5 separate regions of the Mus musculus genome follow, and all the other regions are linked to region 1. A link is a loop called in an ENCODE intact Hi-C map of the cell type or tissue named here. Cell type or tissue: heart. All regions are shown on one strand. Region 1 overlaps Itga6 (integrin alpha 6). Region 2 overlaps Gm36857 (a long non-coding RNA gene). Region 3 holds the start of Gm39576 (a long non-coding RNA gene). Region 4 has its middle 2.7 kb from the start of Gm36909. Region 5 has its middle 10 kb from the start of Gm36857.

Region 1 (5,000 bases):
CTAGCTCCTCCCTTGGAAGCAAAGCCAGTCTTGCCTGTTCTCTGCTGTCCCTCCTAGGTCTCTTCTGCTGTCATTTCCTGGTAGCACTCTCTCTACAAAGCACTTGCCCTCTCCCTCCCAGTCCTTTTCTGAGCTAGCTACTTCTGGATCAGGTGGAGCCACACTGGAGTTTTAGGAGATGGAAGCTACCTGGGAGGCCGTCCCTTATGCATCCTGGGGCAGTACTTGTTGAAGCAGTAATTGGCTGTAGGAGGAGCTTGGTAAACAGGAAGTAGCCTGCCACCCTTAGCAGCCTCCTTGGGTGTGTGTAAGAGGAAGTGGTTAGAGGAGGGAAAGCTGTCTAGGCTGTCGGAGCTGCCCTTTGAGTCTCCTCTTGGCAGTTGGTTACCTTTACCCACCATTGGGCCTGGGTTCTTTTTCCCTTCGCCTGCTGGGAGTCAGACTTAAATCTGTCAGTATGCCAGTGGTTTTTATTTCAGTGTGTCATTGTTATAGGCTGGCTTTTGTGCTAAACGTTTTAGTTGTTCAGTTTTGTTTCTTGGGGAGCATTCATTACGCAGGGACAGGGACACTGTTTCTAGGTAATCTTTGTCCTGCCTGGCACCTGGCTGTGAGGTCCAGAGGCCTCATAATTAATCTCTGTCAAGGCCTCGATTTCCTATCAAATGGGAGGGTGCAGGCTCCTTAGCTTCTGTTTACTCATGGTTCAGCTCATTGTTTGTTTCTCTAGCCACCCCAGCACAGGGTCCATCCCACATCTGCCAAGCATCAAAACCCATTCTCTGCACATTCTAGGCCACCTCGTCTCTCAGGTATTGTGAGCTCCTGCAGGGACAGTGTTACTTGGATACCTGGTGGGCCTATGCAGACCCCTGCACCCTGGCTTCTCTATACCCCCTATTGATTGATAAATTTGGGGACCCGGGGGGCAATTGCTTCCCTAAGTCTCCACTTCAGTTCCGTTGCTTTGGTGTGTGCGGGTTCATCATTTCCAATGTAGACTTGGAACTAGAAGTGGGCAGTGCGAACTGCCTCAGGTGAGGAGATGGGTTATCTGTCTGGTAGGAAGGGCAGCCACTGTCCCCATGGAAGCCATCGTCATGCTCCTGTTTCTCCTGGGCAGATGTGATCCCCTTCCCCCTGTTGCACCTGCAGCAGCATAGCCGTTAGTGTATTTACTTTTTAACTGGGATCCATCCCAGCAAGGAAGAGGTAGTGGGGATGTTAGCTAGAGTTGGTTTTTGTTGTTCATTTTGCACCTGACCCTGCAGGCTTCCCAGTGCACTTTGCTGATGTTAGCTAGCGTTGGTTTTTGTTGTTCCTTTTGCACCTGACCCTGCAGGCTTCCCAGTGCACTTTGCTCCCTTCAGAGGGTTTATTGTTTGTTCCCAGCTGGCTTTCCATCTCCAGCCCATACCTCAAAGCTCTGGTTTCCACTTCTCTGTGTGGTCCGGTGTGTGTTCTTTCTTTCTGTCTCTTGTATTGTTTGTTTCTTACCCTAGAGGTTGTAAACCACGTGACCAGCCAGCCCCTCTGCTAATGAAGTGAAAGCTCTCCGCTGCCTGCCGATCATGAGTTGGGATTAGGAGCCACTCCTTGGGGAAAGTCTGGGGTGGAGAGAAGAGGAATGTCCCACCCACAGCTGCCACTTCATTTCTCAGCCTTTGTGGGAGACTGGTTGATATGGGGGAGCTTGTATCATGTACCCATGAGACAGAACATCACGTGTTGCACTTTAAATAGATGGAGATTCTCCTTGTCAACTATATCCTCAATAGAGCTGAAGAAAAAGAAAAAGGGAAGAGATTAATTGTGACATGGGCAAGAGTTGGATTCTTAATCTGTAGATACAGTGTTGCAAAGCTAGGTGTAGTCAAAGTGTTCCCTGGAGGATACCTGTCTTAGTCAGGGTTTCTATTCCTGCCCAAAACATTACGACCAAGAAGCAAGTTGGGGAGGAAAGGGTTTATTCGGCTTACACTTCCATACTGCTGTTGATCACCAAGGAAGTCAGGACTGGAACTCAAGCAGGTCAGGAAGCAGGAGCTGATGCAGAGGCCATGGAGGGATGTTCCTTCCTGGCTTGCTTCCCCTGGTTTATTCTGCCTGCTCTCTTATAGAACCCAAGACTACCAGCCCAGAGATGGCACCACCCACAAGGGGCCTTTCCCCCTTGATCACTAATTGAGAAAATGCCTTACAGCTGGATCTTATGGAGGCATTTCCTCAAGGGAAGCTCCTTTCTCTGTGATAACTCCAGCTTGTGTCAAGTTGACACACAAAACCAGCCAGTACAGTACCTGGGGGGGGGGGGGGGGGGGGGGAGGCAGCGTTGGAAACAGATGTGTACCTACTAGATAGAACATGATGGCTGCTTCCCACCTAGAGTTGAGAGAGAAAACTGTTCTGTGAGTCACATGGTCTATGCTTGTTCTATGAAGAGTGTCTTCCGATACCAGCATTGCGCCCAGCTACCTGCCAGTTCTGTAAGGGACAGGCTCACTCTCCTCTGTTTGACACCAGGTGTCATTCCGTCTCAGCTGTGAGACCTGTGCCCCGGAAGCCTCTATCTTTGTTCTCTTCCACTCCTCAGCAGCTGTGGGACTCGTGGGCTGCAGGGCAGAGAATGATGCCCACAGCTCTGGCTAGACTTTAAAATATGCAACATTCAAGTCCCTAAGTTCTTTCTGTTTTGTCACCAGGTTGCTTGTGGGGGCACCTCGGGCAGAAGCACTCCCGCTGCAGAGGGCGAACAGAACAGGGGGCCTGTACAGCTGTGACATCACCTCCCGGGGACCTTGTACACGGATTGAATTTGATAATGACGGTGTGTTCTGCCCTCACTGTTCGTTTGGCCAGCCTGTCTGTGCCATGTGACACTTGCCACCAGATAGGACAGGAAACAAAGCATTTATTCCTGCAGAGAAGGCCTCTCACTTTTAATTTTTTGTCAGTCTTGAGTGTTTTATCTGTCCTGAAAATACTTGTTGCCTCGGTTCATCCCGGTTAAACTAGAATGGTGTGTTTATGTTGCCACCTAGTGGTCTGTTGAGACTGTTGCAAAATTGAGTTCATGGCTGTGAAGAAACACTAGAAGGGGGGAAAAAAGTCACGTATTGTTAAAATGTTGGGGGAGGGGGGCAGAAGCCAGGTGGTGACAGCCTACACCTTTAATCCCAGCACTCAGGAGGCAAAGGCAAGCGGATCTCTGTAAGTGTGAGGCCAGTCTGGTTTACAGAGGAGTTTACACAGAGAAACTTGTCTCAAAAACAAAACAAAAAAACAAACAAAAAACTGGGGGGAAAGACTTATTTTGTTTACTTTTCTTTATTATTTAACTCATGTATTTGTATATGTTTGCCTGTTTTTGTGGTATTAGGGCCTTGTGTATCCTATTCAAGTGCCTTACCACCAATTTGCATCTCTAGCCCTGAAAAACTTTTCTTGAAAATCCTGTAAAATGAGAACGGAACAGCATGAGTAAAATCTCCCTGGAGATTGTGGTACAAGAGTTAGGGTAGAGCCAAAATAAGTTTCAAAATTCTTCAGGAGGCACATTGGTGACTTGGCTGCATATATGTCCATGTGAGGGCGTTGGAACCCCTGGAACAGGAGTTACAGACAGCTGTGAGCTGCTATGTGGGTGCTGGGAATTGAACCCAGCTCCTCTGAAAGAGCAGCCAGTGCTCTTAACAGCTGAGCCATCTCTCCAGCCTCCAAAAGGGTCTTTTAAACTCCCGACTCTTACCCAGCTAAAGCTGCCACCTCTGAAAGACAGGCTTGTTTCCCTTTTATTTTAATATCCCATTTTATAAAGCCTCTGGGTGGCTGGAAGATGCCATAATGGAGTCCATATGTACCACCAGCTAATTTACCTGGTTTCCGGTAGGCTGGGCAGAGCCATTAGTGTTCCCAGAAGCTTGGAGGAAACCAAATTTGATTATTGGCCTAAGTAGACAAGCAGGCTCGTGTTCGCATTGTCGCCTGCATTCTTCAGGAATAGTGTGTTCTTACTGATTAGGAAATGCTCCATAATAATGGCAGAAAACCTATAAATATACAGATACATGTAAAGAAAAAAGGGTAAAATGCCACTAGTCTTAGTATCTAGATAGCACCTTAATATTTTTATTCTCATTAAGGAAGGCAAAAATAGATTTAAATTGATAATGAAATGAACACATGGTGATATTTCTGTGTATTCTCTTTCCCTTCTCCATTTAAGACAATAATTGAGTCTGTTGTATAAAGCATTGAGGAATGAACAGAGAAGTACCCATTTTCTGTTAGTTGAGACACTATGTTTTACATTGCTGCATCAGAGGCATCTACTTCTCCGTTACACAAGTTTCAAACATCCTAGGTATAGAGTTTTTATGAATGATTCAGGTAACCATGTCACAGTCTCCTTGAGATAAGAAACCAATGTTCAGGATTCACTGAGTTTCCTGTGTAGCCAGGCGTGGAGTCTTCTTATGTTACCCTGTGGATCTGTGTAGGCTTCTGGTCACTCCAACACACTAACTGTCAGTGTTACCCATGTTCTTCTGCAGCTGATCCTATGTCAGAAAGCAAGGAAGACCAGTGGATGGGAGTCACTGTTCAGAGCCAAGGTCCAGGGGGCAAAGTGGTGGTAAGTGTGGAAAACCGCACCATCCTCAGTGCTGACTGGCTATGGGCTCACAGCAGTGGCCACCAAGCTCCTGCCTCTGTTTACCTTTGAGCAAGAAGCACCCTGCTCTAACACCAGACCTGATGCCAGGAATGAGCCAAAACTTCAAGTCTCCTCTGTGTGTGTGTGTGTGTGTGTGTGTGTGTGTGAGAGAGAGAGAGAGAGAGAGAGAGAGAGAGAGAGACCTTAAAATATCCAGATTCAAAGACCTTAATAACACATTTTTTTAACATCTCTAATACTAGCTGCTCTTTAGACAAAAACAAAGTGAAAAAGCAAAGCCAAAGGATACCATTTCTGCCCTAGGAACATTTTGGAGTTTTATAGA
Region 2 (5,000 bases), 220 kb before region 1:
GCCTGACGGCAGGTCTTACACTCAGTACTTGCTATTTAAGAGGAGTAAGATGTCCTGTCTTACTTTAGTGAATGGTCCCTAAAACCCCAGGAGTGTACACTGAGACCTGCCTGGATTAATGAGAAGTCACTCTGAACTACCCACCCCGCCCAGGGTGGGCACCAGAGAGCAATGGTGGTACTCAAGGTTATTGTTTTCTTCCTTTGTTGATCCCACTTCCCCTGTGATTTATTTTTATTTTATGTTTATGAATGTTCTGCCTGCATGTATATATGTGTACCAAATATGAGTATATGTGCCTGTTGCCTGTGGAGGCCAGAACAGAGCATTAGATTTGCTGGAATGGGAGTTACAGATAAATGTGAGCTGCCTTATAGGTTCTGGGAATTGAACCTGGGTCCTCTGCAAGAGCAGCCAATGCTCTTAACCACTGAGCTGTCTCTCTAGCTCCTTTGTTGTCTTTCTGAGATAGGCTTTCATGGCATGTCTCAGGGTAGCCTGGAACGTGCTTTATAGCAACACAGGCTGCTCTTGAACTCCCAACTGCCTTCTTGTCTCAGCTTCTGAAGGCTGGGATATTACCAGTGTGGCAATTATGCCTGGCTTGTTTGTGTTTTTTAAAAGTCACCTTCTGAAAAAGATGGACATGGTGGCTATGCAACCCCAGAGCTTGGGGTGTGTGAGGAAGAAAGTCAGAGTTCAAGGCCAGCTATAAACCTCAGCTATAAAGAGGGTTCGAAACCAGCTTGAGCTGGGTTAAGACTCAGAATAAAAAAAGCAAGTAACTATGGTCTGGGCAATTAAGAGTCCTGGCTGCTCTTGCAGAACACCCGGGTTTCATTCTAGCACCCATGTGGCAGTGTACAACTGTCTGCAATTCTCCCGTTCCAGAGAATCTAATGCTTGTGGTGTACAGACATATGTTCAGGCAAAACATAAAGATAAATAAATCTTTAAAAACCCAAATAGCTAAATGAATAAGTAAGCAACTAAACCAAGTCCATATTCTGGTAGGTCTGCATCTTTGTAGGGACTTCCTGCTGGAGCTTCAAATCTGGAACTTGAGTTTAATCTGATCCATGCATGGCTTCATCTAGTGGGTAGATCCAGGCTTTTCCTCCCATAGGCGATGGCCTTTCTTAACAAGACAGATCTACATTCATACACACAAAACACAGTTTCGGATTTGGAAAGAGTCCCCTTGCCAGTGAAAGACACGTGAGTCTCTCTAGCCTCATGGTGAAATTGTGTTCAGGGTCACCTTCTGTACGAAGCTGCAAGCCTTCTCTCTGCTGGTGCCCGCCATGTGCTCACAGACTTTAGGACTCTCACTCTTTTCCAAGTCCTAGCTTTAAAAAACAAAAAAAAAACCAAAAGCTTTGTGAATTGTTTGAGAGAATCAATTACAGCACCAGACTGGCTGGGTTTGTTCCACGGTTCTGCCAAGCTAGTTGTGTGACTCAACCAGGTTAGTCTCTTTTGCCTCGTTTCTGTCTGTTTTTGGCAAGGGAAGTATTTGGGAGGGAGGAGCGACTGAGACCTGTATTGTTGTGACATAGTGCCTGCTACTCAAATGTCTGACAGTGTTCCAGCTAGAGTTGCCAGTTCTAACCAGCAGAAATTGACTCCGTTACCTTAAATGGAGAAGTGGCTTTATTGGAAGGATCGTGGGCAGTCAGAATTTACAGCATATGTGCAGAAGCAGAAGCAGGAAGTGTGTGAGAGGGGGAGCAGACAGTAGAAATAATCAGATCCGAACATTTGCGGCATGGCCAGGACACCATCGATAGCTCCCGCCTCCGGTGTTTCTATGCTCCCAATCTTTCTTAGAGGAGCCTCTTGAGATTCAAAATCATTGGCGATCCTCTTCAGTGGGCTGAGCCCACTGTTAGGGAAAGCAGAGCTTCGAAGCCTTTGTTTCTGTGTTAGAAATTGGGATGTCTTATTGGGGAGCGGGCCACTCATGGTAGAAGAGGGTTAGGATGCTAGGGAACAAAACTCTCTCCAACCGCTCTACCTAGGCATTGTGATTGCTGGGCACTCCACTGTCTAGTAGAATTGAGATGCAGTGTGCTATCCCACCAGTAGGTGTCACCCTTTAACAAGTGTGACCTTCCCCTCCCACCTCAGCCCCTCAGAGGCCATCTGCACAGTAAAGAATGTAGTGGCATTTCCGCAGCTGATCCCAAACTGGGGTGCCCAGTTATATTGGGTCTCTCTCTCTCTCTCTCTCTCTCTCTCTCTCTCTCTCTCTCTCTCTCTTTCACACACACACACACACACACACACACACACACACACACACACACACACACACATGGATTCAGTTCCCTCAAATGAAACCCGCTGTCTATAGTTTGTTACCCCTTTAGTATCGTCACTTGTCTGGCAGTAAATATGAATATATAGTAAGTTAAACCTGATGGGAAAAATTCAGAGAGAGTTTACTGGCTTGGTTTACTGACTTGTTTTTTTCATGATATGATTTCAGGGTTGTGATATATATCGCTTCTATGAAAAATAGTACTTTCCGAGAGAGGTGCTTTCCTAGGTCATGATGAAATCAGGGGGAGCAACAAAACACACCATGACCCAAGTGCTTGGTACTGCCCTTCAGATTGTGAGACTGATATGTGGCCTGCTGGACTAAGAGGGTCACTTGGTATTGTTCTGAAAGCAGTTAAACCACAGGTTAGCCGGGGAGTTCACTTTTCATTAGGCAACGGGTACTCAGCATAGTTCTTTTTTTTTTTTAATTAGATATTTTCTTTATATACATTTCAAATGCTATCCCGAAAGTTCCCTATACCCTCCCCCCGCCCTGCTCCCCTACCCACCCACTCCCACTTCTTGGCCCTGGCGTTCCCCTGTACTTCTTGACCAATGCTAGGTTCACAGATAGTCTTTGAACAGAAGGCGAATAAGCACGCTGCTATGGCATTGCTTTTCTGGTACCCACAAACTGAGGCTGATGAACTTAACTCCAAGGTTAGCTGGTGTGTGAGCGAGCTTTCTGTGACTATAACAAAATACTTGAGATAAGCAAGTTATTTAAAAAAAAAGACAGACTCACAGTTTTGAAAGTTTTAGTCCAAAATTAGTTTGTCCTGTTGCTTTAGGAAGCAATGTATCGTGAAAGGAGTGTATGGTAAAGAACAGTCTACATGGATGAGAGAGAGAGAGAGAGAGAGAGAGAGAGAGAGAGGTGGGGATGCATGGGAGTTACAGTAGAGCAGGGTTGTCCACTTTATGGATGGGAGAGAGAGCATTCATGTACCCATGAGAGGTGGGGGTGGAGGTGGAGCTAGGATTCTATAATCTCCTTTGAGAGCAAGTCCCAAACGACCTCAGGAATTCCCAGTAGGCCTCACCTTCTAAAGGCTCTGGCTTCTATCAATAGCACCACTCTGGTGGTGAAGCCTTTAACACGGGGAGCCTTTGGGAGATGCTCAACACGCACACGGTAGCAGCTGGAGCACCCATAGGAAAAGCCTCTGTTTCAAGGTTATAAAATTGAACCTGATCCAAAATCTGCAGCAGAACGATGACAGCTCACTTTAGATCTATCCTCCTGGCCAGGAAAGGAGAGACAAGCTGCATCCTGAGAGTCCAGGGCAGTGGACAGGACCCCATCTTACGTATGGGTCCATCTAGCTGGCCATCAGCCTGGAAGACGGCCTTTATTTCACAGACTGAAAATGAATCAATGACTGTGCTGAAAAGGTGCATTAGAAACTTGATTAATTAGATTAATATTAAATGTCTATTCATACAATGGACTTGGAGACAGGTCCCATACCCTGTTAAAGGAAGTAGATTTAAATTTTTTTTTTTTTACAAAAAGGGTTTATTTGTTTATTATTTTCTTTGAATGGAATTTTGTCTGCATGTATGTCTGTGTGCCAGGCATATACAGTGCCCGCAGAGGCCAGAAGAGGATGTCAGATCCTCTGGACCTGGTTATAGAGGGTTATGAGCTACCATGTGGATGCTGGGGACAGAACCCAGGTCCTCTGGAAGACTACCTAGTATTCTTATTTTTTTTTTAAGATTTGTTTATTATTTTATGCATATGACTATGCTGTGGTTCATCTTCAGACTGTAGCTGTCTTCAGACGCACAAGAAGAGGGCATCAGATCCCATTACAGATGGTTGTGAGCCACCATGTGGTTGCTGGGGATTAAACTCAGGACCTCTGGAAGAGTAATTAGTGCTTTTAACTGCTGAGCCATCTCTCCAGCTCCAGCTAGTATTCTTGGCCATTGAGCCATCTCCCCAACATGCCCCCAGAGGAAATCTTAATGAATATTTTAATGAGCATGTGGAACTAGATTTGCCTTGCTGCAGAGGATGGCTTAGCAGTTTTTCTTTTGAAGTAAGAATGTGACTGAGTTTTGTAACATTGAGGCCTGTCTGCTTCTCTGTTTTGTGTCACTAAAGTAGTAACAGACTCTTGAATCAGGACACGCTCTGTGGCTTGGTTTTTATAAGTTTATAAATAGTTTTAGCTTGCATTTTATAACTGGGAGGTGGCATTTTGTAAAGATTCCTGGGCCTTGAAGATACATATCTATCTATCTATCTATCTATCTATCTATCTATCTATCTATCTATCTATCTACACATTATTCTTTTTTTTTAATGATGTGTTTATTTTTATTTTATGAGCACTGGTTCTTTGTTTGCATGTATGTGTGAGAGTGTCAGATCTCCTGGAACTGGAGTGACAGACAGTTGGGAGCCGCCTCACAGGGTAGGAACAGCTAGTTGCATTTGTACATGGAAAGTGCTTTGAATAGCGCCTGGCACAGAGTTCTGTGTAAGTATTCTAGGATGATAGAATAATGATAGTTATCAAATTTGGAAAAACACAATTACCTGGGAAATTCGATTCTTGTGGTTGTGTGCTCAGTTATACATAATGATGCCAGGTCACCTCATCTGTTTATTTGTTTTGGATGAGGGAGGGCCATTAAAGAGGAGAGGGGCTGGGGAGATG
Region 3 (5,000 bases), 660 kb before region 1:
CCTCCTAAGCCTCCCAGAGCCTGTGGCACCTCTGTTTCCCTAGAAGCTCCAGTCTTTTGTTTAGATGAACAAGGCTCAATTATTTCACCCCTCTTTGAGTCAGCGGTACCTGAAGAGCCTCACCACCTCTAGACTTGATTTCAATGTCAAGGTTGTGGACCTCAGGCTTGAGTCTAGCACCACAGGAGCTGTGTTGGTTAAGGGGCTTAAGGTGGGTAGTGAGTACATTTTGCAGCCAGAGGAAAATGAAAATAACTTACGTTCTGTGGGATAACTGTAACGGCCTTAAAATGTAGCTAAGGATTCTTTAATGAGTTTTCTCAACAGAAGGCAGAGCCCAGCTTCATTCCCTTGAACAGCGAGATCTCCATGACTTGTTTTCAACAGACTGACCATGGTAGAAGTGATATTTTATGTCCTGGCTAGTTGTATATCAACTGGACACAAGCTAGAGTTATCTAAATGAAGAGAACATCAATTGAGGCCATGCCTCCATAGATTCAGCTGTAAGGAATTTTCTTGATTAATTATTGACATGGGAGAGCCCAGCCCATTGTGGGTGGTGCCATTCCTGGGCTGGTGGTCCTGAGGTCTATAAGAAAGCAGGCTGAACAAGCCAGGGAAACAAGCCAGTAAGCAGCACTCCTCCATGGCCTCTGCACCAGCTCCTGCCTCCACATTCCTGCCCTGTATGAGTTCCTGTCCTGATGAACAGTGGTGTGGAAGTATAAGCCAAATAAATCCTTTTCTCCCCAACTTGCTCTTTTGGCCACGGTGTTTCATCAGGGCAATAGAAACCCTAACTAAGACACTATCAGACTTCTCAAACAAGATCACAGAAGGGGACACGGCTCTTGCATTCTTCTCTTTGTCATGAGGATTGACACTAGCCACTGTTGTGTAAGGATGACAGAAAGCTGTACAGAAAGAACCTATGGATTTGCATGTGTCTCTCAACCATGATGATGACTGAGAGCAAATCAAGTTACAGACAAAGATGCAGGAGCTGGTGGCATATTGGCAGATTTTGTATCTGCTATATATGAAGCCCTGGGTTCAATTCTCAGTCCTTTATAAACCAGGGCCTGGTAGTATACACCTGTCATGGTTTGTATATGCTTGGCCCAGGGAGTGGCACTATTAGAAGGTGTGGCCTTGTTGGAATAGGTGTGCCACTGTGGGTGTAGGCTTTGAGATCCTTATCCTAGCTATCTGGAAAGTCAGTCTTCTACTAACCGCCATCAGATGAAGATGTAGAACTCCCAGCTCCTCCTGCACCATGCCTGCCTGGATGCTGCCATGTTCCTGCCTTGATGATGATGGACTGAACCTCTGAACCTGTGAGCCAGCCCCAATTAAATGTTGTCCTTAGAAGAGTTGCCTTGGTCATGGTGTCTGTTCACAACAGTAAAACCCTAACTAAGACAACACCTCTAGTCCCAGTACTCAGGAAGTTGAGGCAGAAGATCAGGTGTTCTGGGTCAGCTTTGGCTACATAGTGAGTTGCAGGCCAGTCAGGGCTGTATGAGGCAGGCAGGGGTTGGGGGGAGAGGCAGGGAGAGCACAGGCAGACGAGCAGATTCTATTTAAACAAAACCTTAAAACATGAGATCAGATACTGCGTATGGATATTATATATATGACATATATAAAAATTAATAGGAATGATGAACATGAAATATTCAAGGGAGTTAACTATGCTGTAATAAGCAAATTAAAACTAACTTTGAAAATGAGAAATCAGAAAGATAACACGGCAGGGTACTCTCACCCTGAAGGAGGTGAGCATGACCTTTGGAATGTCAGACGGAGGGAGCCATTTGGTGCATATATAACTCCTGCGTTTGATGAGCAGATGAGAAATCATTCGGTTAACATTCAGCTTTCTGATGCGTTTATAAATAATTCCAATAGTAACCTTTTTCATTGGGAAACACCTGTACGGTGCCAACTCTGATTACTCCCTGTGGATATTGCTTAGCTCAAAATTAATATATCATACTTTCAAGAATGACAGACTGTGGGCTGGAATAGGAGAAAACAGTAATTTATAAGATGGAGTAATTACTGGAGGATCCAGGTACTATTTACTGACTTTCTTCTTTGTTCTCAAGCCAACAAAATTATCGAGTCCACATTCCAGAGTCCTTTATTAGCCTTAATCTTAGGTTGTCTATCAAAAACAATACTGTTGTGGATTAATAAACAGCACAAACCCATAATAAACCGCACGGGCTCTTGGTCTTCCCAGGTAATAAGAGCGCTCAGCTGAAGCATTATCAATGTGACTGACTGCAGGTCCTTTTTCCCTGGCTGCTCACTCTGGCTAGGACGGCTTCGCTCGCTGCACTACAAGCAATAGCCACCAGGTGGCAGCAACCCCATGACTGCCAATGGCCGCGGAAGGAGAGGCCACCTCTCTGGCTTCTAAGCCAACCTGAAGGTTTAGCTGCAGAACCAGGTTTGATTGTTTCTTTGAGAGCTGGCATTGGAATTCTAATCACAATTACAATACAGCAATCATTTGATGTATAATAAAGCTCCCAACTGCTCTTCTCTTTGTATATCTGATGGTAAAACTTTATTTGAAAGCATGACCAGGTAGAGCTATGCAGAATATAAAAGATTGTCAGGTGTCCAAGATAGTGTGACAGAGAACACAAAGGGCTTTAGGGCAAAGATAATATATAGAGTATAGAATATAGAATATAGAATAATGTGTGTGTATTATATATATACATATACATATGTGTATATATATATAATACATATGCACATATATAGGAACATACACATTCACATGTATGCACACATGAACCTATGCTCATACATACTCCAAATCCATGGACTATACACCACTTATGTCACATGTATGAAGACAAAGATACAGGGACTCTGGGCACCTCCATGCAGTGTTACTATGGACACAAACACACTCTAAAAAAAAATAGTGTATTTTAAAAAGAAACTAATTTCAACGGGGCATTAGGTATCAGATAACTCATGTCAAGGGAAGCCCTCATTTAGAATATTCAAAGAGAAGCACTAGACTAAGTGGCAGGATATTTGACCTGTAAGCTACAAAGAGTTGTGGGTGGCTCCTCTCATAGCTTGTTATGGCTGACATCCATGCAACTGAGAAGAGCCCAGCCAGGCTCTGGCTCCTCGGGAGCCTGAGCTTCTCAGAGGACAGTGGTCTTCAGATACGTCAGGGCGGATAGTGCTTTATTTTCAAAGTAACGGAGGCTCACATTTTCATGTGTAAGCATTCTGAATGGGCCTGGGATGTGCAGAGGGCAAGTCATGGGAGGTTCTGTGGTTGGCAGGAAGCCCTGGTTTTGAAGCTCAAGGACTTAGGCTCCGACCGGAGCTTTTCCAGAGGATTTAAGATCCCGGCTGTCTTGTTCCTGTGATGGACTTAAAGACGCCTGTCTTTAGAGTTCTCAGGGCACTGGGAGACTCTGATAAGATAATCTAATTGATGCTCAAGATATGTTTGTAGAATATCAGTGTGAAATTTTAAATTGTGCTTTATGAACAATCCAAAATACGTAACTAAAGGTTCTATAATTTGTGTCTTAAGGGTGTCTCTAGTTCCTAACGTAGTACTGAATGGCTTGAGTCCTGGAATCCAGACTGGAGGATTTGTGGGAATAAAGGAAGAACACACACGCAGGCCCAGGTACAGGAAAGCTGGGATCAGATGGGGTCGGAGCCCAGATTGGGAACCCAACGTAAGCATTCGCAGGCAGTAAACACCCAGGAGGAAGCTTCAATATCCAGTCTCTGTACGTGCCGCTCGGACATCCATGAACAGTTAATCTCCCGGCCTCTGAGCAGAGCTTCTCCACCGCTTGAGGCCCCCTGAGGTAAGGTTTGCTGCTTCTGTGGAGCTGAGGCATTGGAGTGCTCACAAGGCCATTCCTACGTCAACAGTAACTCAGTTCCTCAGGGTGTCCTCCATCCCCTACAGCATGGAAGTCTTAAAATCCTTGGGATTGCCTTTGTAATGGGGGTAAGAGGAACCACATTTGTTATTCCTAATAGGCTCCCAAATTAGAGCCTGCAAGCCCACTCATTCTAAGCCTCTGGGAAGGCAACTGAGGTCAATAGCCACAGAACAACTTTTTTTTATTTTTGCTTTTTTTTTTTAAATAAATATTTAATCTATATGAGTATACTGTCACTGTCTTTAGACACAACAGAAGAGGGCATTGGATCCCATTACAGATGGTTGTGAGCCACCGTGTGGTTGCTGGGAATTGAACTCAGGACTTCTGGAAGAGCACTCAGTGCTCTTAACCTCTGAGCCATCCCTCCAGCCCAAGGACCAACATTTTAATCAACCATGACCCAAACCCCAGAAGATGGTGTTAAAGGGAACTTCTGATTGGTGAACACATCCCTGTACGGAGAGGGTGGTCCATCCCAGCCTCCTCTAGGATGAGTGTCCCTGCTTAGAACCTTTCCCTCTGGCTGAAGCCAGTGAGTGTCTCTGCATTCTGTGTGCTGCCGGGGAAAGTTGATAAACACAGGGAGCTGGTCTCTGGGATGCTATGCAAACTTATTACTCATGGTTTGACGTGACACAGGAGGATGGCTATTTTTATACTTGGATTTGATGAAGCCATGTGGTCTGTAGAATTTGATGGGACACTGAGTCTGACCCAGTAGTCACAGACAGAGAGGGGCCTCCAGCAAGGCTGGGCTGCTCCTGTAGTATCGTGGACACAGCAGCAAGGACCAGCATCGATCTCCACCCGACTGTGCCTCATCTCAGACTTCCCGATCGTATCAAACATTACAGTTCCCACCCATAAGGGACAGGGATAAATGGAGCTTGTGCTTTCAATGATGCTCACTCAGACCAATTCACAGGGTGGGCGGGGACGGGGAGGGAGAACTGCTTTCCAGAAGAAACTGTTCAGCTCTTCATTTTCAGCTTGCTCTCTGCCTTCCAGGTGGCCACACCGTGGGCAGCTTCCCTTCTGGATTAGTAA
Region 4 (5,000 bases), 160 kb before region 1:
ACACTCTCCGACTTAGAGTCCAGCATTAAAAAAATTCCATACAATATACAACCTGTCATTTGGGGATGTTTAATCTACTCTCAAAGATATTCAACTACCACTACTGTTTAATTGTAAAATGTCCCCATTGGCCAGCATTCACACTTTCTCCTCTCTGGCATGTTACTCACAAGTCTGCTTTCTGTCTCTACAGATCTGTCCATTTGGGCACTTTATGAAATCACGTACCATGTGGCCTCTTGTGGCTTCTTTCACTTAGCATGATCCGTTATAAAAACATGTTTATTATTGTTGTGTTTGTGTGTGTGGTGTGTATATGTGTATATATGGTGTCTGTGTACATGTGTGTGTGTGTATATATATATATATGTATATATATGTTTGTATACATATATATACACACATATATAAATATATATATATATATATATATGTGAGTGTGAGTGTGTGTACATAATGTGTATGGTGTGTGTGTGTGTGTGTGTAGGTCAGAGGACAGATAGCTCTGCGAAGTCTCTTCCCTCCTTCCACCTTTAAATGATTTCTGCAGGTTGAATGTAGGTTGTCTGGCTGTGCATCAGGCCTGTTTCCCAGAGCTATCTTGCCTGTCCTAGCATCGTGCTTCTGAGAGTCATCTGTGACACTGCCTGGATAGAGCTTTACTATTTTTTTATGGTGGAATAATATTCAGCCTATGAGTAATTGCAATAAAAATCCACATATCGGTGGGTGGCTCCTTTTTTAAAATAAGCTGCAAACTCTGGATGAAGGGAGCCTCCTGCATGGGATTTTTAAAAACTGCAACAATCAAACTACATCAGCAGTTTGTTTGTTTGTTTGTTTCCATCCACAGTTTAGCATGCTAAATAAATTGTTACATCAGGTCTCCAGCGATAGTATTTTGAAAGCTAAAAAGCAGAATGTCTTCTTGACCAGAAAATGGAGTCTCTAAGGTTTGTGACTACAGTGAGCTGTCTTCTTAAGCCACCTATCCTCCTACACAGCCCTTCCTGAGTGATAAGTCCCAGAGTTCCAAGCCACCGACCTACTTCTCAAGAGAGGGACCTTTTGGTATCTTTCGTTTAACCATCCATATCAAATGTTTTCATTCAAACATTACCCAGCATCATGATTTGCAGTCAAAAATTATGGTCCGTATATCTGATGAGACTTGCAGCCCTTATACCTTGGTACAGCAGCAGTATCAAGAGAAAACTTCCTAGGAAATTGGGATAGTTGTCATAGTCATAACTAAATAAATAAAATGTAAAATCCAAAAGGGAGGGGGGGGCCTGGAGCAGCCACACCCACAGGGCAGCTTAGGGATGGGGCAATCAGGCTCCCCCCCCCCCCAGATCAGCTTCCCTAGACCTCTGAAGGACTTATTGCCGGCAAACCCCCAGGGCATTCCTTCTCTTTGAAATAATTTCAGGATTGCTGTCATCAATACACGGCTCCCTGCTGCTTGCTTCAGCCTGTCTCTCTCTCTCTCTCTCTCTCTCTCTCTCTCTCTCTCTCTCTCTCTCTCTCTCTGTGTGTGTGTGTGTGTGTGTGTGTGTGTAATCACCTAGACAGGGATTAGCAAGAAACTATTTAAGAATTCATTTGATGGTTAATGATGGAAAATCCCAGGATTTAAAAGGAGCGAGCAGGAAGGGGAACAAAAAGCCTGACTGGTTTTCCAGAGAGATGCGAAATTCTTCATCTCTGTAATTTAAGGTCTTGAACCCTACTGTGGGGGCAGGGAGAGAAGTAGAGGCCCTGAACGCAGGGAGGTAATGTCACATCTCTGATCCTTTGGTGCAAGCAAAGAAACCTGATGACGAATAGCCTATTTCCTCTTTCCCCCACCTAAACCTGTCTCAGGCTTTCCCGTACTCTGCACTTTGCAGACCTCAACAAGAAAGGCGGCTCCCTGCCAGCCCGGGCGCCGATATGAGTTCAGGCACTGGAATGCGGCAGATGGGAGGGACTCCCAGGTTGTTCTCCTTGTGCAAATCCAGATGGCCAGAGGGTGTCTTCCCAACTGAGTTCCCTCACCCACCTCTTCATTTATTCATCCTCTCTCTTCCCTCGTTTTCTTCTGACTTCTCTCAAAAGCCTGACAGCTGTCTCTCCCCCTCCCCCCCAGCTGCCTCTACCAACCATCTTTCTAAGGCTTCTGTCAAGGCCAGCCATTGCAGGAAGAGGGCAGCATCTTGCTTTGAAGGTTCTGGCCTAGCATAACAATCAGCATGTTTTTGAGACCCACTTGAGGATCTGGGCGTGGTGGGGAGGGATCAAGTGTTTGGCCTATCCCAGGGGATATTAGTCACCCAAATTATGTCTCAGGATTGAAAAGATTATTAGACAAGTTCACACATGGGGAGTGGCTGGCAGACGGGCCACTCCTTGTTGAAGCTTGAGGTTTGGGATTCTGATTTGCCTTCTTTGCATGTTTTCTTTCCTTACATGAAAATAAAGCCTTCAAGAGACACGCTGGGAAGTTTTGGGAATGCAGTTTCCTTAAGGAGGTATAACAGTGAGGATACATGCATATGCAAATGTTACCATAAAATCTATTATTTTGTATAACAACTTAAAATTAATAAAAATAATTAAAATTGATTTTAAAAAGAAAAAGAGAGAATGGAGAATAAAACAAAAAGGTAGACATGATTAAAAGAAGTCAGAACAAATCCCTCCCTCATATTGTCTCTATGCTAATGGGACCATCTATAGGTGGACTGCAGAATGGGTGTGTACATGTCAGGACAGACTGGAAAGCTGCAGAGGAGGAGGAGGAGGAGGAGAAAGAGGAAAAAGAGAAGAAAAAGGAGAAGAAGGAGAAGAGAACTTAAGGAGACCAAAGGAGTCAAGGGGCCCCAGGATAAAACTCCAGCTTTTGAAAAATTGTATCTGTTGGTAGAACATGTCACTGGACTCATCAGAGGCCTATGGTGAGTCAGAGGCAGCCATGGGCCCAAAGGCTGGGCTTGCCAGGATCTTCGCCGAATTCCAGAAGCCAAGAAAGGACCTCTCTGAATGCTCAAGAGGCAGAGATGGGGATCCCTGGAGTCTGCTGGCTGACCAGTCTAGCTGAATCCTGAGCTCCAATGACAGATGTGTCTGGAAAAAGAACATAGTAAGAGATGGAGGAAGACTGCCTTGACTCCCACTTAGCCTACACACATGTGCACATGTTGAAGCGGAAGCTTCCCCCTCCAACATCGTCTAATTCTTTTGCCTGCTTGTGGAGGACAAGAAAGGGTCGAGTGTGTCTAGATCTGTTGGTTTCTGTTTTGTGTGTTTTTGTGTATGTGTTTAGAGCTCTGTGAAAATCTAGAAAAACAAAGGTAATTCTCATAGGTGCTTTATACCCTGACTAGAGATAGTTTACACCTGAGATAGTTTTCCACACACGGGCACACACACACTCTGTAAAACATATACCACATACATACGCATAATTTCCACGAAAGCAAATTTTAAATGTTCCTATCAATACATATAAAGAAAATGCAGGAGTTACAGAGACAAAATTTGGAGCTGTGACAAAAGGATGGACCATCTAGTGATTGCCATATCCAGGGATCCATCCCATAATCAGCTTCCAAACGCTGACACCATTGCATACACTAGCAAGATTTTGCTGAAAGGACCCAGATATAGCTGTCTCTTGTGAGACTATGCCGGGGCCTAGCAAACACAGAAGTGGATGCTCACAGTCAGCTATTGAATGGATCACAGGGTCCCCAATGGAGGAGCTAGAGAAAGCACCCAAGGAACTAAAGGGAACTGCAACCCTATAGGTGGAACAACAATATGAACTAACCAGTACCCCGGAGCTCTTGTCTCTAGCTGCATATGTATCAAAAGATGGCCTAGTCGGCCATCACTGGAAAGAGAGGCCCATTGGACTTGCAAACTTTATATGCCCCAGTACAGGGGAACGCCAGGGCCAAAAAGGGGGAGTGGGTGGGTAGGGGAGTGGGGTGGTGGGTATGGGGGACTTTTGGGATAGCATTGGAAATATAAATGAGGAAAATACCTAATTAAAAAAAAATAAAAAATAAAAAAAGATTCATCTTGTAATCTTCATATGGCATGAATGAAGATCTATTACAATTGGTTATTGCTCAAATTAACTCAAAAAAAAAAAAAAAAGAAAATGTTAAGCATTTCAAAATATATGCCTATGTCCAGTGTGGGAGACTTGAGATCCATAACGCTCTTGCTTTTTAGAGAGCAGGGGAGCCCTTTACAGCAGCCCCACTCCACAGTGTGTGTAGGTTTGTGTGTGTTTATAGGTGTGTATGTGTGTATTGTAGGGGTGTGTAGTGGTGTGTGTATATGCATATAGGTATGTGTGTATGTATGTGTATATAGGTTGTGTGTTTATAGGGGTGTGTGTATGCATATAGTTTATGTGTGTATAGGGTTGTGTGTATGTATATGAGTGTGTTCATAGGGGGCTTGTGTGTGTAGGAGTGTGTTTGTATGTATGTGTCTAGGGGCATAGGTGTATGTGTAGGGGTGTGTGTAGGTAAGTGTATCTGTGTTTGGTGTGTGTGCATGTGTGTGTGTGTGTATGTGTGTGTGTTTATAGGGGCATGTATATGTAGGGGTGTGTGTATATATAAGGGTGTGAGAGTAGGAATGTGTGTGTAGGTGTGTGTCTAGAGGTATAGGTGCATGTATAGGGATGTGTATAAGTGTGTGTAGGAGAGTTGCCACTCTTTGCACGTGCTTCCCAGTGCACTGAGACTGGCTACTACTGCTTCTGTCCTAATGGTCAGATTCCCACAGAGCAGGCCTGAGAAACAGCAACAGTGCTGGTGGCAAGTCTGCCGGTGGGAACCTGTTCTGTGGGTCACGGTTAGCCTCGGATTTTCTCTCAGGTCAGGCTGACCCTGTGGCCCTGTCCAGGCAAAGGTCACACCTGTGCCCCCAAAGCCAGCTGTAGCCTCCCCCACCGGGAGACCGCTAGCCCATCTCCCACCCCCCACCCCCCGGGTTGG
Region 5 (5,000 bases), 240 kb before region 1:
TTAATTTAGTAATTGATCAACACAGCTGTAACTGATCAATATAGCTAGTGACTATGTCAGAGGTCAAGATCTGAACTATGGGACAATTAAACAATTAAATTCTTTAAACTTTAAATTTATGTAATTATGGTTAGGATTAAATTACAGCCTTATACACAAATTAGAAAAAACTATGTAAATAAAACTGGTAAACCTTAGGAAATACTTCTTAGGGGGCAAGAGAGCTGGTTCAGCGGTTCAGAGCATGTAATCAGATGCCTTTAGGCCTCCAAGGGTACCTACACTCATACACCCCCCCACACACACACATAGTTAAAAAAATAATAAGGGGATGGAGAGATGACTCAGTGGTTAAGAGCACTGGCTGCTCTTCCAGAAGCCCTGAGTTCAATTCCCAGCACAGGAAGCTCACTATCTGTAACTCCAGTTTCAGGGTATCCAATAACCTCTCATAGACATATACTGGGTCAAATCACCAATGTACATAAAGTAAAAAATGAATAAATTATTTTTAAAAGATCAAATAATGAGAGACCAGCGAGATTGCTCAGTGGTTAGAACACTTACTGCTCTTGCAGAACCTGGTTCAGTTCCCCCCCCCCCCACACACACACATGGGCTTACAACTAACTGTTTATAACCTCAGTTCCACAGGATCCAATGCTTTCTTCTGAACTCTGCAGGCTCCCGGATGCATATAGTACACACCAATTCACAAAGGATCATTCACATTAAACCAACCAACCAACCAACCAACCAAACAGGTGTCACACATCTGTAATTCTAGCACTCAGGAGGTGTGAGGCAGGAGGATTGCCTGGAGTTCCAGGCCAGCCTGGGTTATACAGTGAGTTCAAGGCCAACAACATGTGCTTAAACAAAAGGGAGGGAAAGAAAGCAGTATTTCAAATTGTTACCTTACTTCATGTTTCAAGTTTCCCTGTGACAAAATGCATCTGTCTGTATGCACAGGTATTTCCCCCTACTCATTTTGTTTAATTTCACACACACACACACACACACACACACACACACACACACACACACTTTTATTAGAGATTTTCTAGATATTTTCTTTATTTACATTTCAAATTTTATCCCCTTTCCTCATTTCCCCTCCACCCCCCCCATCCCATCCCCGTTCCCCCTCCCTCACTAACCCACCCACTCCTGCTTCCCTGTCCTGACATTCCCCTACACTGAGGCATCAAGCCTTCACAAGACCAAGGACCTCTCCTCTCATTGATGTCCCACAAGGCCATCCTCTGCTACATATGCAGCTGGAGCCATGGGTCCTTCCATGTGTTTTCTTTGGTTGCTGGTTTAGTCCCAGGGAGCCCTGGAGTTTCTGGTTAGTTCATATTGTTGTTCCTTCTATGGGGCTGCAAACCCCTTCAGCTCCTTGGGTCCTTTCTCTAGCTCCTCCATTAGGGACCCTGTGGTCAGTCCAATGGATGGCTGTGAGCCTCCACTTCTGTATTTGCCAGGTACTGGCAGAGCCTCTCAGGAGACAGCTATATCAGGCTCCTGTCAGCAAGCACTTGTTGGCATCCACAGTAATGTCTGGGTGTGTTGACTGTATATGGGATGAATCCCCATGTGGGACATTCTCTGGATGGCGTTTCTTTCAGTTTCTGCTCCACACTTTGTCTCTGTATCTCCTCCAATGGGTATTTTGAGTCCCACTTCTAAGAAGGAAGCTACTTATATTTTTAAGTTGGCCACCAACACCTCAAACTGAATCTTACATTCTGAGGGTATTTTCCCTTGTAAAATATGTTTTTACTCTATTATCTATTATATATATTTATCTAATATATTATAATATTACATCTATATTATATAAATATTTATATAATTACAGATATTATATGATGCATATTATACATTATATATAACATATCATTATATATAATAGGGACTGAACTAACCAATGGTGGGGCATCCATTGCGCATCACTGGTACGTTGGACAAGGGCGCAGCATTATATACACAGTATTAGCCATTTAATGTTCAATCAACAATAAATGTAAAATCTGAGTGTGAGTGCTGCGGTTGACCCATTACTTCTGTTTTCTGTTTCCTCAACTCAGGGTCGCTTCTGTCTGTACAAGAGGCTAAATGCAGAAGCAGGCAGCTTTAGGTTGAGTCGGCTTGCGCGATTATAAATAGATTTTGCATGATTGTCAGAATCACCCTTGAGAGGAAAGCCAGGGTTCCTTCTTTGGGCTCCCAAACTATCAAAAGTGTGAAAACTGTAAACCAGAACCTCCACCCCACCCCCCTCCCCAAGTCACCAGAACGTCCCAGAACTTTCGTTTTCAGCCACATCATCAGATGTGAGAAAGCAAGAAAGATAATCAGATCTGGCAACGTTGATTTGGCAAATACTCTCCGCCGGCGGCTCCCGGTGTCCCCGGCGGCGGGCGCAGTTTCCCCGCGGCCCGCTGGGTCGCACTGTGGCCTCGGGAAAGAGCCTGACCCGGGCCGGATGGGGAGGGCGGGGCAGCCACCGCAAAGCCTGCGGATGGGACCGCGGGTCCCAGCGGCTGCACCGCTCCAGCCCGCGGGACCCACTCGCGTCACCGTTAGGGACACCGTGGGGTCTCTCATGGATCGGAAGGAGAAATGGCTCCGAGGATCCTGCGTGCGCCCTGAAAGCGCGTGGTCTTGGGCGCGCTCCTTTCCAGAGTGGGCACAGGGCGGCTCTGCGCCATTGCTCTGTCTGCGGTTTATCATATGCTGACACTTGTATTTTGTTAGATACATTTCCCTAGCTTCGTTCCTCCATGGTGAGCCCCCATCATTTAATTTTCCATGCGTTGTCATTGCTTGAATGGGGCATAGAGTCTAAAATACCACAGACCTCTACAATCTTAACGTAATGTTTATTAAATATTTTTAATTAGCTATTTTTTCTTTTAGATTAATTTCTTTCAACTTATGTGTATGCATGTTTTGCCTGCATGCATGCCTGTGCACCATGTACACGCCTGGTGCTAGAAGAGGTGTTGGATCGCCTAGAACAGAACTTGAAGTTGGTTGTGAGCCACCATTTAGGTGCTGGGCTCTGAACCCAGGCCCTCTGCAAAAACAGCAAGTGCTCTTAATCACTGAGCCATCTCTCCAGTCCAATTAGCTTGTTATTAAAATGGGGATTCGAAGGCTGGAGGCTGGCTCTGTGGGTAAAGACACAGTGTAGTCAACCCTGACAACCTTAGCTAATTCCCCAAACCCACACAGTGGAAGTGCAGAACCATTCCAGGAAAGTTATCCTTTGACCTCTCTGTGGGAACACACACAAACACACACACACAGACACACACATACACACACAGAAACACACACACAGACAGACAGACACACACAGAGACACACGACACACAGACACACACACAGACACATACACACACACAGACACACATACACACACACACACACACACACACACACACACACACACACTGATGTTAAAATGGAAAATAGAATGCACGAGGCAGAGAAGTGAATAGCTTTCCTCTTTAGCCAGACCTCCACTGTGTCTGCACACTTCCTCTGGTTTTCTCCCAGATCAAGTTTGTAGCCTTAAAAACAAAACAAAAACAAAAAACAAAAAAACCCTCCTCACCATCAAATCTCGTCGTCATCCTTGACACGCTCCTACCCCATCAAGGATCTTGGAGATGGCTTCACAGGCACGTGTGTAGACACTGCATCCTTTAGGAGTGGCTGCCTGGTGTTCTTTTATACCAGGAACCTATAATTATTCAATCAATCCCTGATTGAAGGATATTGAGTTTGCCCCCAGCCTTTTGCTATTACGAACAATTCTGCTGTGAACATCTGTGCCTGTGACTTGAGTGTGCATCTGCCTCTATAGGAAACGTTTCTAAAAGTTTAATTGTCGCCTTAAAGAATACATGCATTTAAGCCTTTACAGGTCTTTACCAGTTACCCTCCAGACTACTTCCCACCCCCATCCTATAATACTAACTCTAGCTTTACCAAGCTTTAAAAAATTTTCCGAGATATAAAACTAAAATTAGGGCTCTCATGTTTTCATTTGCATCTTTAAAAACATCTTATTGAGGCTTTTCGAACTCGATGGTTAATGTCCTTTGCATTTCTGTTGGGCTTTTGATCGTTTAGGGGTTGCAAAAATAATTCTGTTAATTCATTTTGCAATTAGTATAATGAAATACCAGAGGCAGGCTACCTTTATAAAGAAAAGAGGTTTATTCAGTTCACACATTTGCAGGCTAAAAGTCCAATCAGGATGATACAGGCTCTGTCCTGTTCTTAGCTGCTGAGCTGTCTTTCCTGCCCTATCTTCATGCACTTTTTTTTTTGGAAGAAGCAGATCCACTCCAGTTCCTTCCAGCTTCTATACTTTAGCCCCACCCATCTGTAAAACCTAAGTCTCAGAGTGAGAAACCACTGTAAACTTCAGTCCTCACATCTCAATAGATGCTGTCTAGCAATCCCTCACATGCAAGTGAGGTCTCTGAGGCTCTGTGACCTCAGCACCTTCTAGAGCCCTACCTAAGATGCCCAGCTTGACCCAGGATTCCTCTGGGGAGTTATTGTTGTCACTTGTTATCTGAATTGCACATTCTTTCTCTCCCCTCTCCCCTCCCATTAGCCTTTGCTAGCCGTGTAACAGAATTTGTGAATGGGATGTGTGTAGAATTCTGGCCTGGCCACAGAGGAATGCCCAGCTGCCAGCTTTGCTTAGGGTCACTTTCCCCTCTCTTGCACTGGACGAGTCTGCACAGAGTTCATTTCTTGCCTTCATTCCCGTTATAGGAATTGAAATAATTTTAGCCTCTGGTGTTCAGGAGATTTCCTTCTCCATCTCACTAAGAAAACAGAGCTACTGCTGTATCCAAGCCCCACTGTGTGTTCTCTCTCTCTCTCTCTTTCCTCTCTCTCTCCTCTCTCTCTCTCCTCTCTCTCTCCTCTCTCTCCTCTCTCTCTCTCTCCTCTCTCTCTCTCCTCTC

Evidence for each region. Peaks named below come from ENCODE experiments on the same cell type or tissue, not always from the same donor. Only the 100,000 strongest peaks of a DNase experiment are listed, where the experiment ranks them.
Region 2: it touches region 1 in a loop (8-fold over the local background); 40 of 42 quality-filtered maps call a loop at or near these places.
Region 3: a loop joins it to region 1, with 6 times the contacts of the local background. A loop is called at or near these places in 7 of 42 quality-filtered maps.
Region 4: a loop joins it to region 1, with 6 times the contacts of the local background. A loop is called at or near these places in 11 of 42 quality-filtered maps.
Region 5: a loop joins it to region 1, with 4 times the contacts of the local background. A loop is called at or near these places in 34 of 42 quality-filtered maps.

The regions. Positions count from the first base shown.
Region 1 is chr2:71,813,928-71,818,927 of GRCm38, forward strand. Itga6 (integrin alpha 6) reads left to right here. Exons shown (of 26, transcript NM_008397.4): 2 at 2,703-2,827; 3 at 4,554-4,633. Among named protein-coding and RNA genes, the nearest start is that of Itga6, 29 kb to the left of the region's middle. In heart, CTCF peaks have their summits at 3,036 (motif pointing left) and 3,235; a DNase peak (open chromatin) is centred at 244; H3K27ac peaks cover 1,198 bases.
Region 2 is chr2:71,596,935-71,601,934 of GRCm38, forward strand. The region is part of intron 1 of Gm36857 (a long non-coding RNA gene); the gene reads left to right. Among named protein-coding and RNA genes, the nearest start is that of Gm36857, 8.1 kb to the left of the region's middle. In heart, CTCF peaks have their summits at 154 and 2,069 (motif pointing right); a DNase peak (open chromatin) is centred at 2,077; H3K27me3 peaks cover 1,256 bases.
Region 3 is chr2:71,153,322-71,158,321 of GRCm38, forward strand. It overlaps Gm39576 (a long non-coding RNA gene), which reads left to right and starts at 1,876. Exons shown (of 3, transcript XR_866408.1): 1 at 1,876-2,461; 2 at 3,584-3,869. In heart, a CTCF peak has its summit at 2,363 (motif pointing right); no DNase peak of the experiment used is centred here.
Region 4 is chr2:71,650,453-71,655,452 of GRCm38, forward strand. No RefSeq gene overlaps it. Among named protein-coding and RNA genes, the nearest start is that of Gm36909, 2.7 kb to the right of the region's middle. In heart, a CTCF peak has its summit at 2,179; a DNase peak (open chromatin) is centred at 2,219; H3K4me3 peaks cover 474 bases; H3K27ac peaks cover 1,071 bases.
Region 5 is chr2:71,578,692-71,583,691 of GRCm38, forward strand. No RefSeq gene overlaps it. Among named protein-coding and RNA genes, the nearest start is that of Gm36857, 10 kb to the right of the region's middle. In heart, a CTCF peak has its summit at 2,445; DNase peaks (open chromatin) are centred at 2,160 and 2,470; H3K4me3 peaks cover 1,027 bases; H3K27ac peaks cover 539 bases.